5 separate regions of the Homo sapiens genome follow, and regions 2, 3, 4 and 5 are each linked to region 1. Evidence: chromatin contacts called from ENCODE Hi-C or POLR2A ChIA-PET data. All regions are on one chromosome and are shown on one strand. Each heading gives the region's core, a stretch centred on a gene start or an enhancer-like site at or near the end of the contact. The rest is flanking DNA. Distances are from core to core; before and after follow the strand shown.

Region 1 (2,752 bases), core at 90-2,589:
GAAATAAAAGGCGCTTCTGAGAAACCTTGGCAGAGATGGTCAGAGAGGCACATTTAGTATGACGCAGTACAAGTTAGTGTTGAAGGGTTTAATTCCTCGGAGCTCTACTTTCCTCATCTGTAAACTAGGGATAATAATTCATAGAGTTTGTCATATGGATGAAATGTGATCATGTGATATGAAAAGCCAACTACTCGGCCAGGCGCGGTGGCTCACGCCTGTATTCCCAGCACTTTGGGAGGCCGAGGCGGGCGGATCACGAGGTCAAGAGATCGAGACCATCCTAGCTAACACTGTGAAACCCCGTCTCTACTAAAAATACAAAAATTTAGCCAGGTGTGGTGGCACGCGCCTGTAGTCTCGGCTACTCAGGAGGCTGAGGCAGGAGAATCGCTTGAACCCGGGAGGCAGAGGTTGCAGTGAGCTGAGATCGCGCCACTGCACTCCAGCCTGGGTGACAGAACGAGACTCCGTCTCAAAAAAAAAAAAAAAGCCAACTACTCTGCATAGTTAGCAATCAAAAAATGTAAGCTATTCATTATCCTAATGAACTGAAAAAACTGCTTTTGCGCCTATCGGGAGGAGACTGTTAGAAGCCAAAGGCTCATTTAAAGAGGACGTAAGGAAAAGCAACCAAAAAGGTGGGAATAGAGTTTAAGGCGCGTTCGTGGTGATTCAGACCTAGAGTGGGGAGCAAGCCCTCTCTCTGGACAGCCCTCAGCGGCGAGGGGAGCGGGCGCCCGCGGGCCCAGCCGGGGTGCCCGGCAGCCAGGACTCCGAGGCGGAACCCGCAGCCTGGTCCCGGCGTCGGCGCCTCCCCGGCGGCGTAGGGAGCGCAGCCGCGGGGACCGGGGGCGAGGCCGGGGCGGTGCAGTAAGGGCTTCCCTCCTGGGCGCGGTCGCCCTCTTACCTGGAGCTTCCCCTCGCTGGGGTTTTGCCCACCTGACGCCCCCGCACCCACCGGGGACGGGGCAGACGTCCGGCCTGCTCCCTCCTCCCAGTGGACACCTCTGTCCCTGTCCCGGCCCATTCTCCAGCCCCAGAGCCCTTCCTGCCCTTCCTCCCCTTCCTCCCCTTCCTCCCCTTCCTCCCCTTCCTCCCCTTCCTCCCCTTCCTCCCCTTCCTCCTCTTCCTGCTCCTGGCTCCTTCCGACGAGTTTGGTTTGAACTTTTGAATCCGCCAATCAGCGCCGCGCGCCCCCACTCCGCGGGTGCGGCCGGGCGCAGGCCAGGGCTCGAAGGTGGGGCCGCAGCGGCACGGGGCGGGGTCTGGGGCCCGCCCTCCCGACACGTGGCCGGGGACCGGGTATATAAGGCCCTTCGGGGCCGGCCACCCTTTCACTACTTCTCCCCCGGACTCCTTGGTAGTCTGTTAGTGGGAGATCCTTGTTGCCGTCCCTTCGCCTCCTTCACCGCCGCAGACCCCTTCAAGTTCTAGTCATGGTGAGTGGGGTTCCCTCGGGGCTGGGGAAGAGTGCGCGTCCCAGGGGACGGCGGGCCCGGAAACTACTGCCTGCACCTCGGGCCGCGCCCAGGACAGCTCCAGACTACCCCGGGCCCCTCCGGTTAACCTGGCTTGTGGCGGCCGGGCTGGAAGGTCGAGTTCACTTGGCAGACACCAGTTCGGGCCGGAAAACCTGGCCCGGGTGCGGCCATCAGTGGAAATGGAAAGCCCTCTTGATCCTAGTGAGGGCTTTCCCCGCAGGGCCCGCTACTGCCCTAGGGAGGAAGGTCAGGGAGCCTGCTCATTGGCCTCCAAGAACTTAAACTAAAAATCCCTCCCCACGTTTTCTCAAGCGACCTCTCCTTCCTACTGCCTTACAAACTGGGCCCCGGAGGCCCTCGTGCGCTCCCGCACCGACGGTGCAGCACTTCCTGGCTCCCCCTCTCCAGCGCCCAGTGACTCGCTGCTGAGTCACCTGTGGCCCTGCCCTGGGGAGAGCTTCCAACTGCGCCAGTCCACTTGAGAATGGAGGCAGGCACCTCCTTGGAAGGGAATAATTAACTTTCACGTTGCCTAATCCTGCATTTCTGGTGTTAATCTAGTGGTAGGTTTATAGCTGAAGCTTTCTACTTAAGCCGGGTTTAAAAACACGTCCACAAAAGGATATTTTCTTATAAAACCAGAGTTGGCCCGGCGCAGTGGCTCACGCCTGTAATCCCAGCACTTGTTCGAGACAAACCTGGCGAACATGGTGAAACCCCGTCTCTACTTTAAAAAAAAAAAAAAACAAAAAAAAACGCTGGGCGTGGTGGCGCGCGCCGGTAATCCCAGCTACTCGGGAGGCTGAGGCAGGAAAATCGCTTGAACCCAGGAGGCGTAGGTTTCCCTGAGCCGAGATCGCGCTACTGCACTCCAGTCTGGACGACAGAGCGAAACTGTCTCAAAAAAACGCAAACCCGGCCCGGCGCGGTGGCTCACGCCTGTAATCCCAGCACTTTGGGAGGCTGAGGCTGGTGGATCACGAGATCAGGAAATCGAGACCATCCTGGCTAACACGGTGAAACCCCGTCTCTACTAAAAAAAAAAAAAAAAAAATTAGCTGGGCGTGGTGGCAGGCGCTTGTAGTCTCAGCTACTCGGGAGGCTGAGGCAGGAGAATGGCGTGAACCCGGGAGGCGGAGCTTGCAGTGAGCCGAGATCGCGCCACTGCACTCCAGCCTGGGCGACAGAGCAAGACTCCGTCCAAAAACAAAAAAAAACCCGCAAACCCCAGAGTAAACTAGTACCACGTGTTCTTAGTTCAGTTTTCA
Region 2 (2,752 bases), core at 116-2,615, 450 kb before region 1:
GTCAAACCCAGCATGAGGAAGGTGCTGGGCAGGGCTGCTCTGGGCCACCCACAGTAGACAGACTAAAGATGTCAGTCTGAAGATGCAGCTCTTCTTTGTCTTGCCAAGATAACACCGATAAGTGACCCAGGTGGGAAGCCACTTGGTTTGGGTGGGCTTTCTCTCTCCCATGCACAGTGCTTTCTACCATAGATCTTACTAAGCCATGTCAGAGTTTTGGATTTCTGATTCTCCTCAAGCCAAGGAGGGATGAGCAGATTGCTGAACTCCCGGGTGTGAGAAATTGGGAAGGAAAAGGACTGAGCTCAGGGCCAAGAGCATGGGCACCAGGAGGCCTCCAAGTGTAACCCCTGTCTACGCACATCCTCCTCGTGGGGCACAAAGGTAGGCAGTCAAAAATCAAAGAAGGAATTTTGCTCAGGAGATGAAAAAAGGAAAGAGCTCAAATGGGTGGATCTTTGGGGAAAGTTTCCTCAAGATAAGGGCTGCGGCTCTCTTACCCCAAATCTCAATGCTCCTGTAAAGGAGACTGAGTGGTGCAGAGTGGTACAAGCCCTTCTGCTAAGGGGAGAATCTGGCCTTACCCTAGTGACTCCGAGGAGACTGGCCCTTTCCTCTCCCAACCCGAGTGTAGCCAGGATCCCACCCACAACTATCCCCCTACCTCCACCCTCTGGCTTCTTTCCCCTTCCCTTTAGGCTCACCTAAAACAGCCCCTTTCTGCCCCAGTTCCCACGGATGCCTTGGCACTGTCTGGCACAATCCTTGGCAGGGAAGTGGGGAAGGGAACCCCCATCCTGGCAGGACTAAGACAAAATCTATCCGTGCAACAGGTGTGGGGAGGCCTACCCAGCTCACGGAAAGTTCCCCCCTTCTCAAGGGTTGGGCAACACCGCCTTTGCCGCAGCGTCCCCGTACTGAGGGGGCCGGGCACCTGTTGGGGCAGGAGCTGCCGTCCTGTCATTAGCCTGGGGGCACCAAGCCCATTCCTCCCCGGGACCACTGCGGGGTTTGCTTTCGGAGCCTCCGGGACGCACGGGCCCAGACCCGCCCTGCTGTCGCCTGGGACCCCTCCCCCGTCTGCCGCTCGTTCCCGCGCCTCTTCTGTCTCCCACGGTCTCCCCATTTTCCTGTCCTCTCCGTCCTCCCTCTGCCTCTCTCTCTCCGGTTTCCTCGACACCTGCGCCCTCTCCAGTCTCCGCCCGGGTCGCGTCTCCCTCGCGGTCTCAGCGCCCCCTCCCTCCCCCGCCGCAGCCCTTTGTTTCCCGGCGGAGTAGTTCCTGGGTTGCCGAGCGTCTCTGTCTCCGCATCTCTCCTCGCCCCGCCTCCTCCCTGCCTGGATCCGCCCTGCCCGCAGCCTCTCCTCCCCTTCCTCCCCGCCGCCACGGCCCCGTAGGTGCTCGGGGACCCACCTTCCACCTAGCACGGGTTCGTTCCCCTCTCCCGGCCTGGCCCGGGCTCCCCGGTGGCCGCCGCCCCCTCGCCGCCCCCGCCTTCTCCCGGGGAGGGGGTCAGGTGGGCGGGCACTATTGTTGTAGGAGCCGGCGCCAGATTCCTCAGCCGCGCTCGGGGTGGGACCGGCTGGGTTTGGGGGGGTGGGGTGGGGGGAGCGGTGATCTGAGCTCCGAGCAGCTGGTCTTCGCGGCTCGCTCCCTCCTTCGCGCTCTCTCGCTCCCTGCCGCCGCCCGCAGGGCTGCGGGGCTCGGTGGCATCTCCCGGGCGCGGCCCGCAGTCCTTGCCCCTGCCTCCGGGCCGCTCCCGCCCCCGGCGCCGCTCGCTCCCCCGACCCGGACTCCCCCATGTATGACGACTCCTACGTGCCCGGGTTTGAGGACTCGGAGGCGGTGAGTGCCCACGATGAGGGTGGGGGCGGGGAAGTTGGGGTGACACCTCCTCTCCCTTCAACCCTTTCCCCGGTTCAGGACTTTGAAAAACGCCTCAGTGGCAGGGCAGGGTTTGTAGGGGGGCGCTCTAAGAACGTGGGGAGATGGATTTTCATGCCAAGCGTTCCCCAGCGACCCAGACTCAGACCCTGGGGCATCGGGTGTGTGCAGAGAGGGGGCAGTATAGGGGAAGGGCTCAAGCAGGTGGCTCCACGGCCCAGGAAAGAGGGGTGGGAGAAGGCAGGGCTGGAGGCCGAGGGCACAGAGGCTCTGGAGAGGGAACACGCCATGTCTGGAGTTCCAAATTCTGGATTTCTGGGGTCTGAACACAACAGCTAGGAGAGCCGCCGAGGTGGTTGGGGAGGCAGACATTCTAGACCTCTTGTGCCTCAAGCAAACGACACATCAGGGAGCTGAGAGGACATCAGGGAGCCAGGGGCCAACCTCTTCAGACAGACGGATCCTAAAACTTGAGGAGCTCCATTATTCCCTTCCACCCCCTCCATCTCTGCGCATTGCCTCATCTCCTCACCCTTTCTCTAGCCCAGTTTCTCTCCCAGGCTGAAACCTGGGCGCCCAGCACATGGGTAGGCCAGGTGACTGAGCCCCATCTATTCCACAGCCCCCTGCTGAGGCTTCCTCTGCAGCGGGCATCCTGAGCTCTTGCCCAGCATGGAGGGCCTGGAGGTGAGGCCAGAGGAGCTGAGGGCCTGGGGATGGAGAGGAAGCGCTTTGCTCAGAGAAACAGGCAACCGATAAATATTTAATTCTCCTCTTTGCTTTTATCTCCTGACCCACTGAGACAAATCAGCTCATTAAGCAGTGATTCCCGGAGCTCAGACAGCAGGGAGAGTGCCTGGAAAGATGGG
Region 3 (2,752 bases), core at 156-2,655, 360 kb before region 1:
TATGGCTTGACCTCTGGGGCTCAGGTGATCTTCTCACCTCAGCCTCCTGGGGTAGCTGGGACAACAGGTACGCACCACCACGCCCAGCTAACTTCTTTTGTATTTTTTGTGGAGAAGGGGTTTCGCCACATTGCTCAAGCTAGTCTCGATCTCTTGGGCTAAAACGATCCTCCCGCCTCGGCCTCCCAAAGTGCTGGGATTACAGGTGTGAGGCACAGCGCCCAGCCTGCATATTCTTTTTGAGGTTCATCCACATTGTAGCTGGTATCCATAGTTTGTTCTGAATAATATTCCATTGTATGGACATAGCATATTTTGTCTACTCATTCACATGTTAATGGACATTTAGGTTGTCTCCAATTTTTCCAACTGGGCTATTATGAGTGAGACAGATAAGAAAATTCCTGTGCAAGTTTTTGTGTGTATACATGCTTTCATTTCTCTTAGGCAGATCCCTAAGAGTGAAATTATTGGGTCACATGGTAAATTTATGTTTAACATTTTAAAAAATTGCCAAACTGTTTTCCAAAGTGGCTACACCATTTTACATTTCTACCACCAATATATGAGGGTTCTCGTTTCTCCACATTCTCTCCAACACTTATCTTTTTAAAAAAGGTTTTTGTTGTTGTTGTTGTTTGCAGTTTTTACAGTTTTATTTAAACAGAAAACATACACATGAGCTGTCTACTCATTTTCTTTGCTGCGCAGCCTGGGATTGGGGTTGGTGACTCTGACGGCCAGCTGGGCAGCTCTTTTCCACGATGGCTTTGCGGTTCTTGGAGGAAACATTGTGAGCGATCTCAGCACAGTAAGATTTGTTGCACAACAGCAGCACTTCCAGCTCCTTGACGTGTGGACCAGGAATTTCCGGAAGCCACTGGGCAGCATGTGCTTTGTTTTCTTGTTGCTCCCATAATCAATGTTGGGCATCAAGATCTAACCCTTGAACCTTCCACGAACCCTGTTGTCAATACCTCTGGGTTTCCGCCGGTTACGCTTAATTTTGACATATCGGTCAGACTGGTGCCGGATAAACTTCTTGGTTCTCTTTTTGACGATCTTGGGCTTCCCAAGGGTTCTGAGGACGGTTTATAAAAGTGCACTGAGGGGAGGCTGAGACAGGAGAATTGCTTGAACCCGGGAGGCGGAGGTTGCAGTGAGCCGAGATCGTGCCCATCCTAGGCGACAGAGAGAGACTCTATGTCAAAAATAAATAAATAAATAAATAAATAAATAAATAAATAAATAAATAAAATGCACTGAGGAGACAGATTTTTGAGAGTTAAAAGGACCCTCTCAAAAACCGACCGCGGTCCTCCACTGGGTAGGGGGCGCTCCAAGACAGGGACTCTTCTAGCCTGTTGCCTCTCCATGTTAGCGATATCCTCGTTGCTAGGAGACTAGACGCGTCTTACAGTGGGAGAGCTCAGCCTCACTGATAGCCGGGGATCTCTCCTGTTCGAGGGCTGAGATCTCCGGTCCCACAACCGCCCACAACCAGGGGCACTTCTGGAAGTCCCCTTTCTAGGGACATTTTTCTTCTAAGCTCTGTAACGCGGGCCGAGGCAGACCGAGGCTTCTTTCCCGGATCCAATCCCCTGCCCCCATGCCTAAGAAAGAAAAAATGGCCAAGACGCCCCTGTCCGATGAGAAGCAGCTGCTTCTGTTTCAGCAGAAGTTGCTGGCAGAGGAGGAGATGGCCAAAAAGAAGGAGAGGCTCCTCAGCCAGTTCTTGAAGGTGATGGCCTTTTGCATTATGTCCTGCTCAACCCCATCCACCCCCTGCCCTGGCCCTGTCACTGAGGAAACCTCATTTTCATCCTGACCTCCCCTCCTCCGGAAATCCTGAGACCCAGATATACTTAGATTTCAGGCAACATTGTTTGGGAGGCGGGGGTGTTCTCTGCGAAGCACGGAGGGGGTGCGTGGTATACGGCTTGGCAATCTTTACTGAATCCCAGAACTGGGACCGTAGGTCCTGTCAGCTGTTCCAGCTGTCTGGAATGCTGATATTCTCCCTGGAGATAGGTCATTACAAACAACATCCTACTCTGATGCTCCCACCCTGAAGGAAATTCACCCTTGCCCTCCCTAAATGCCATCAGGCCGTTCCCATCGAAAAGGGGTAAGGTGTCAGCTGATAAATTAAGAGTGATCTTGTTTGTTGTACTGAAAGGCCCTGACTTCCTGGAGGTATATTTATTCCTTCACACAGGACAAGCTGGCCAAGGAGGAACACAACAGTGCTCTGAACCTTAATAAGATTAACACACAGTGGAGAACTGTCCTTCGGGAAGTCAAGACCAGAGAACTTCATAAGGACATTGAGATCCTCAGCCAAACATTTGAACGAGTGGTGGACTGTAAGGACAATGTCATCAAGGTAGGCACTCTTTCCAAGGAAACCTTGAGTATGGCTTCCTGACCTCTTAATAGAATGAGCCTAGTGAATCCATCTTAAAGCCCTCACAAGACACAGGCTGTGAGAAAGCCAGGCTATTGGTAATAATGGTTTTCACAGAAATAAAAAATAGAATATTGGGCTTTCATCCCTCTCTCCCTTAGAGGACCCACTCTTCTTGTCATCTATTGCCCAAAACCAGTACTATCCAATAGTAGAGTCATAAGGCACAGTAGACATCACCCAGTGACTTGAAATGAGTCCCACACCTTCATTTCAATGTCAGAAGGCTCAGTTCCAGAGGGGAACTGACTTGCCCAAGGTCACATAGCTAGTCAGTGAGAGAAC
Region 4 (2,752 bases), core at 132-2,631, 320 kb after region 1:
TCATGACTAGGCTTTCTGAATGGGGTGGGAATTGAAACAGCTTCCAGCTGGTCTCCCTGCGCCCTGCTCCCAGTCTATGCTCATGGTTGCAGCCAGACGATGCTCTTGAATTGAAGGGCACATGATGTCACTTCTCTGCTTAGAATTCTGCAATGGCTCCCATTGCATTCCGGGTGAACAGAGGTCCTTACGGTGGCCTACAAGGCCTTGTGTGACCGGCCTCCCAGTGGCCTCTGCAACGTGGCTCCTCCCACCCTCCCACTCACCCACACCAGGTACCCCGGGCACCTTGCTGCCCCCTGAGTGTGCCAGGCAGGCTCTCACCTCAGCCTGCTCTCCCTGCCTGGCACGCCCTTCCCGCAGCTCACCTCCTCACCTGCTTCAAGTCTTCACTGAAACGTCCTGCCATGCCCTCTCTGCTTTAAATGGTAACACCCACTCCCCTGCACTCTGCTGCCTTATCCCTCTTGAAATTTGTGTTTCTCCATGGAACCTTTTACGTTCTGACATAACTGTGCATTTTACTACTTATTTTTGTTTCTTGTCTTTTCCCCCCATAGAATGTAAGCTTTGTGAAAGCAGTTTTTTGTTTGTTTGTTTGTTTTTTGAGATGGAGTCTCGCTCAGTCGCCCAGGCTGGAGTGCAGTGGCACGATCATGGCTCACACAACCTCCGCCTCCCGGGTTCATGCCATTCTCCTGCCTCAGCCTCCCGAGTAGCTGGGACTACAGGCGCCCGCCACCACGCCCGGCTAATTTTTTTTATTTTTAGTGGAGATGGGGTTTCACCATGTTAGCCAGGATGGTCTCGATTTCCTGACCTTATGATGTGCCCGCTTCGGCCTCCGAAAGTGCTGGGATTACAGGCGTGAGCCACTGCACCTGGCCATGAAAGCACTTTTTAAAAATCTGTTTTACTCACTACAGTATCCCTAACACCTAGAACACTGCCTCATGTTAGGTGCCTAATAGGTACTTGTTGAATGAATGAATGAGTAAATGAATCAATGGGGCCATGCTGCATGCTTGAGGAAGTCCATGGGAAGGGCCTCCTGGCAGAGCTCCTAAAAACTGCTGCCCAAAGGGTCATTTGCAGGGATAGATCTGTGCCATACAGAGCAGAGGACCTGCTGGGGGTAGGCGATCAAGCGAGGAGGAAGGGTCCCCAGTCCAAGGGAGAGCAGACTCCACAACCATGAGTCCTCTGCAGGATCCCCGTGTCCCAGCATGGGTCAGGAATGCCTTCTCCCTCTGCTGCACTTGCTGTCCACGCTCCACCTGCACCTTCCCAGGAACTCACCAGCTCCCCTCCTGTCAGTCTTCCCGCAGTTCCCTCCCTTCTAATTCTTGAATTCCCGGCCCCTCTCCAGGCCAGCTGAGGCCCTTAGACAAGCACTTTGCTGCCTCCTTGTGGCTTCTGCAGGAAAGGCTTCTCCTCTCTTCCAGAGAGTGAGGATACGGGGCGCCTAACAGACAGCCTGGGGGTGATGAGAGAGGAAACCGAATCTTCTTGACCAGTGGTGGCCTGAATCATTGGCAGCTGCCCGCTCACAGCACTGCTGCCTGTGGCAGTGAACTCTGTGGCAGCGCCCTGACTGGTGCACTAGCTGGACTCAGGCTTTGGTTGTTCCAGGCTGCTCAGCTCCTGGGAAAGAATGTGAGGCAGCAGTCAGACCCCAGGGCCTGCCTCAAGGGTCACTGAGGTCAGTGACTAGTGTATCCAGCCTCCACCTGCTCAGCTTCCTCCCAGCTCAGAGGCAATAAATAGTGTTTGAGGGGTGATGAAGCCACCAGCCAGCGCAGGGCCTCCCAGGGTGTGCAGAGAGCAGGGGCAGGGTGTGACACAAGAGCCAGGGCCAGGATATGTAGAACTGGAGCATGGGAGGCCACTCAGCCTCCTAATTGGCTAATTGGCTGGGATGTTACCTGCTTAAGCTAATTGCCCCCAAATGGAGGAATATTCTAGAAGGCTCCTGGGTTATCTAGTGGACCCATAACTTACAAGACTGCCTGAGAAGACTGCTTTATTTTTTACTTTACTGGGTAACTTTTTCTTTCTGGCTGCTTTCAAGTTCTCTCATCTTTGGTTTCAGGTTTGACTATGATATGCTGAGGTATGTTTTCCTTTGTATTTATCTTGCTTCAGTTCTCTGAGCTCCTTGGATCTGTGGCTTCTTGTCTTTAATTTTGGAAATTCTCAGTGATTATCTCTTCAAGTAGCTTGTTAAATATTTCTTCTCCCTTTTTCTGGGACTTTGATCACATGTGTGTGAAACCATTGGTATTGTCCCACACATCTTGGGTGTTTGGTTTGGGGGTTGCTGATTTGTTGCTTTGTTTTTACTCTCTCTGTGTTATAGTTGGCTAATTTCTATTGATCTTGCCTCAATTCACATATTTTTTTGCCTTGCTTTTGTCTAGTTGGCTGATAAACCTGCCAAAGGATTTCTATATCTCTGATGTTAAGATTTTCTTTTCTTTTCTTTTCTTTTTTTTTTTTGAGACAGAGTCTCACTCTGTCACCAGGCTGGAGTGCAGTGGCACAATCTCAACTTACTGCAACCTCCACCTCCTGGGTTCAAGCAATTTTCCTGCCTCAGCCCCCCAAGTAGCTGGGACTACAGGCACGTGCCACCATGGCCAGCTAATTTTTGTGTTTTTAGTAGAGACGGGGTTTCACCGTGTTGGCCAGGATTGTCTCGATCTCTTGACCTCATGATCCGCCCACCTTGGCCTCCCAAAGTGCTAGGATT
Region 5 (2,752 bases), core at 138-2,637, 310 kb before region 1:
GATTGAGGACAGGGAAGGAGGTATGCAGCGACTAGATTCTGTCCTGTTGCACTGACCCAAGCAATCAGACTCTTGCAGCAGATCTCCTCCCAATAAAACTTTCATGCCATAGACCAGGGGTGACCCAATCCAACAACAGCAGAGACAGGTTTTAGGTTACATTTCTCCCTCACCGGGACGGCCTTACTATTTCTTCTCACTCCTGACCACATACCACAATCCTCCACCTCCACCACCACATTCCTCCTGGCCTGGAAAGATGGAGACCCGCCTTAATGCAATCAAGACGGGAATTCCCCCAAAATAACAGCTACCACTTTGCTAATCAAGTGGCCCGTTTTAACAGGGAACTCCACCTCCCCAACTCCCGCCCCTTCCCTCAAACGATTCGCGTAAGCAATGGCTCCATTTTCTGTTCCGGGAATCCTGGTACTTCCTAAAGAAAGAAAGCGGATTGGAAGACACAAACTGAGGGCCAGTGACAAGATGCTCCCTCCTCCTGTGAGACCGCCCCCGCTCCGCCTGGGGAGGAAGGCCCCACCTCTCTTCTCCCAGGAAGATCAGATCCCCCTCCTCCTTCTCCTGCCTCCTCTCCACCCTCTCCCCACTTGCTGCCCTCTTCCCAACCTGCGGTTCCCTAGACTCGAAAGCGCAACCTCTACCACAATAGCGCCCATGTGGTGCCCCAGCAGCCTGCCCTGTTGGCTAACCCCCAACCCCCCTACGCACCCCTGCCCTATGATGGGGGAGGGGGTGTAACCACAGCAAGGCTTCTCTCCCGTCTCCTATTGCTAAGGTGGGGGAGGGAGAGGGAGTAGAAGAAAGCAGCATTCCCTAGCCCTTTAACAGAAAAGATACAAACAGCCATCACCGCCCCCTCATCACCTCTCCTCGGACGGTTTTCCTCTCCCTCAACAGCACACCTCCTGCAGGCGACAACCTAACTGCAGCCCAGGTCGCCCCCTTGAGCGAGGCGGAGGACAAATCCGTGTGCGCCCCCCACCCCCACCCCAGCTCTGCGTCCTTCAAATGCGGGGGCAGGCGTGAAGCTGGCCCGACGCACCCTCTCTGAGCTCTCGGGTGGGAAGAATCCCACCGCCCCACGCCAAGCAGTGCCGGGCGGGGCCCGGGAGGCGCTCTATCTCCTCAGCCCTCACCCTGACCGAGCCTCTTCTCTACCGGGACCCGCCTTCCCTTCCCAGCCTCTCACCTGTTCCTGCTATCAGCTGCGCCGCTGCGGCCGCCGCCTCTGCCCCGCAGGTTCCGCTCCGCTCCCTCTGGCTCCCCAAGCCGACTTCAGCCCGGCTGCTGCCCTGGCCCACTCCCCGGCTCCCTCCTTCCTTCCCTCCACCTAGCACCGGAAGCCGCGACGGCGACTGGAGCTGTGCGGCGTACCCCCACCCCCAGCCCGGGATACTTCCCACCTCCCCGATCGCGCGATAGCTGCGCGGTAGCTAGCGGCAGTTCTCGCGAGACCCATCACCATGGCAGCGGCTGCAGCACCGGCGGCCGGGCGCTGGAGCTGGAGTCAGGGCGGGGGCAGGTGTGGGGGCTGTGGGCGGCGGAGGCGGGAGCCGTGAATGGGGATGAGACAGTGAGGACTGAGGTGACAATCCCAAGCTCCAGGGTTGTGCCTGGAATTTAAGGACTGAGGCGGCAAGTTGGCTGCGTAGGAGACGGGCTGGGCTGCGGGGCCCAGGGGCTCCTTGGGCAAAGCCAGCATCGGGATATGGGTGAACAGTCGTTGCTGTGGCATGCCTTACCCAGCCAGACTTCATCTTTATTTCTTAATCTGGGCTAGCTGCCATCCCCTGAAAGCCCTCACCGCACCATTGTTGTTGCTCACTATTCCTGAGACTAGATTACTGTGGGGTCTGAATCAAGAGATCCTTTCCCATAAGGAAGAGGAAGGAGAGTGATGAACTTAAGAGGCTAAAGGAAAACAGCTGGACTCTGAGCCAGTTAAGTTGGAACTTGAAAGACGGAGAGTGGAAACCTAATATTCAGAAGTGTGGTTTGAGGAAGTGTGCCTAGATGAGTAGGGATTTTAGTATCCCAAGGAAAGGTGAAGGACTTTGCACCCATATTTCTTGCTTCCTACCCACTCCTACTTCCCTCACACTCCGTTTTGCACCTGGTCTAGACATGCAGAACTGCCTTGAAACAAAAATAGCTGTGATAGAAGGGCACTAGTAATGCTAAGAACAGAAGGTTCCTTTTTTTTTTTTTTTTTTTGAGACAAGAGTCTCACTCTGTCGCCCAGGCTGGAGTGCAATGGCACCATCTTGGCTCACTGCAACCTCTGCCTCCCGGGTTCAAGCGATTCTCCTGCCTCAGCCTCCTGAGTAGCTGGGATTACAGGCGTGAGCCACCGCGCCCGGCCAATAGAAGGTTCTCTAAGTGCCCTCTCTCCTCATTTACAGCAGTATAAGGGAATGAACACATGGCTCTTCCCTAAGGCTTGAGCCCAAATTGTTGCTCTTATGAATTTATTGCCTTGGTTGATTTTGTTTGTTTGTTTCCTTGCTTCCAAGAAGAACTAAGCTGGGGCCAGGCCCTGTGTTCACACTTGTAATCCCAGCACTTTGGCAGGCTGAAGTGGGCAGATCACTTAAGGTCAGGAGTTTGAGACCATCCTGGCCAATATGGTGAAACCCTGTCTCTACCAGAAAATACAAAAATTAGCCGGGCATGGTGGCACATACCTGTAATCCCAGCTACTTGAACTGAGGCCAGAGAATCGCTTGAACCT

What was found. A loop is a pair of places that touch in the nucleus more often than their neighbours do. ChIA-PET counts read pairs that join two places held with the same protein, here RNA polymerase II (POLR2A). Pooled maps may share reads with other maps.
Region 2: a loop to region 1 is called in a pooled map, with 5 times the contacts of the local background. The contact joins the promoter of CACNB3 here to the promoter of TUBA1C in region 1. A Hi-C loop is called at or near these places in 6 of 50 pooled maps. POLR2A ChIA-PET finds 5 or more read pairs at or near these places in 3 of 52 experiments (A549, PC-9 and activated CD8-positive, alpha-beta T cell).
Region 3: a pooled map shows a loop between it and region 1 (2.6-fold over the local background). The contact joins the promoter of DRC2 here to the promoter of TUBA1C in region 1. A Hi-C loop is called at or near these places in 1 of 50 pooled maps. POLR2A ChIA-PET finds 5 or more read pairs at or near these places in 2 of 52 experiments (K562 and activated T-cell).
Region 4: a loop to region 1 is called in a pooled map, with 3 times the contacts of the local background. The contact joins the enhancer-like site here to the promoter of TUBA1C in region 1. A Hi-C loop is called at or near these places in 2 of 50 pooled maps. POLR2A ChIA-PET finds 5 or more read pairs at or near these places in 5 of 52 experiments (GM10248, H1, HEK293 and 2 more).
Region 5: a pooled map shows a loop between it and region 1 (5-fold over the local background). The contact joins the promoter of ARF3 here to the promoter of TUBA1C in region 1. A Hi-C loop is called at or near these places in 7 of 50 pooled maps. POLR2A ChIA-PET finds 5 or more read pairs at or near these places in 7 of 52 experiments (BJ, GM12878, MCF 10A and 4 more).

The regions. Positions count from the first base shown.
Region 1 is chr12:49,263,743-49,266,494 of GRCh38, forward strand. TUBA1C (tubulin alpha 1c) reads left to right here and starts at 1,340. Exons shown (of 4, transcript NM_032704.5): 1 at 1,340-1,442. The coding sequence starts at 1,440. RefSeq lists silencers at 662-1,101, 1,142-1,401, 1,756-1,969 and an enhancer at 1,532-1,691.
Region 2 is chr12:48,817,131-48,819,882 of GRCh38, forward strand. It overlaps CACNB3 (calcium voltage-gated channel auxiliary subunit beta 3), which reads left to right and starts at 1,366. Exons shown (of 13, transcript NM_000725.4): 1 at 1,366-1,844. The coding sequence starts at 1,800. RefSeq lists a silencer at 1,164-1,633.
Region 3 is chr12:48,902,728-48,905,479 of GRCh38, forward strand. DRC2 (dynein regulatory complex subunit 2) reads left to right here and starts at 1,406. Exons shown (of 8, transcript NM_033124.5): 1 at 1,406-1,741; 2 at 2,219-2,386. The coding sequence starts at 1,610. It also overlaps the pseudogene RPL32P27. RefSeq lists a silencer at 1,363-1,412.
Region 4 is chr12:49,579,295-49,582,046 of GRCh38, forward strand. No RefSeq gene overlaps it. Among named protein-coding and RNA genes, the nearest start is that of MCRS1, 13 kb to the left of the region's middle. Within about 2 kb of position 1,382, at least 2 of the 41 ENCODE cell types and tissues checked have a DNase peak (open chromatin) inside an H3K27ac peak, as active enhancers do.
Region 5 is chr12:48,956,100-48,958,851 of GRCh38, forward strand. It overlaps ARF3 (ARF GTPase 3), which reads right to left and starts at 1,388. Exons shown (of 5, transcript NM_001659.3): 1 at 1,211-1,388. RefSeq lists enhancers at 1-580, 636-715.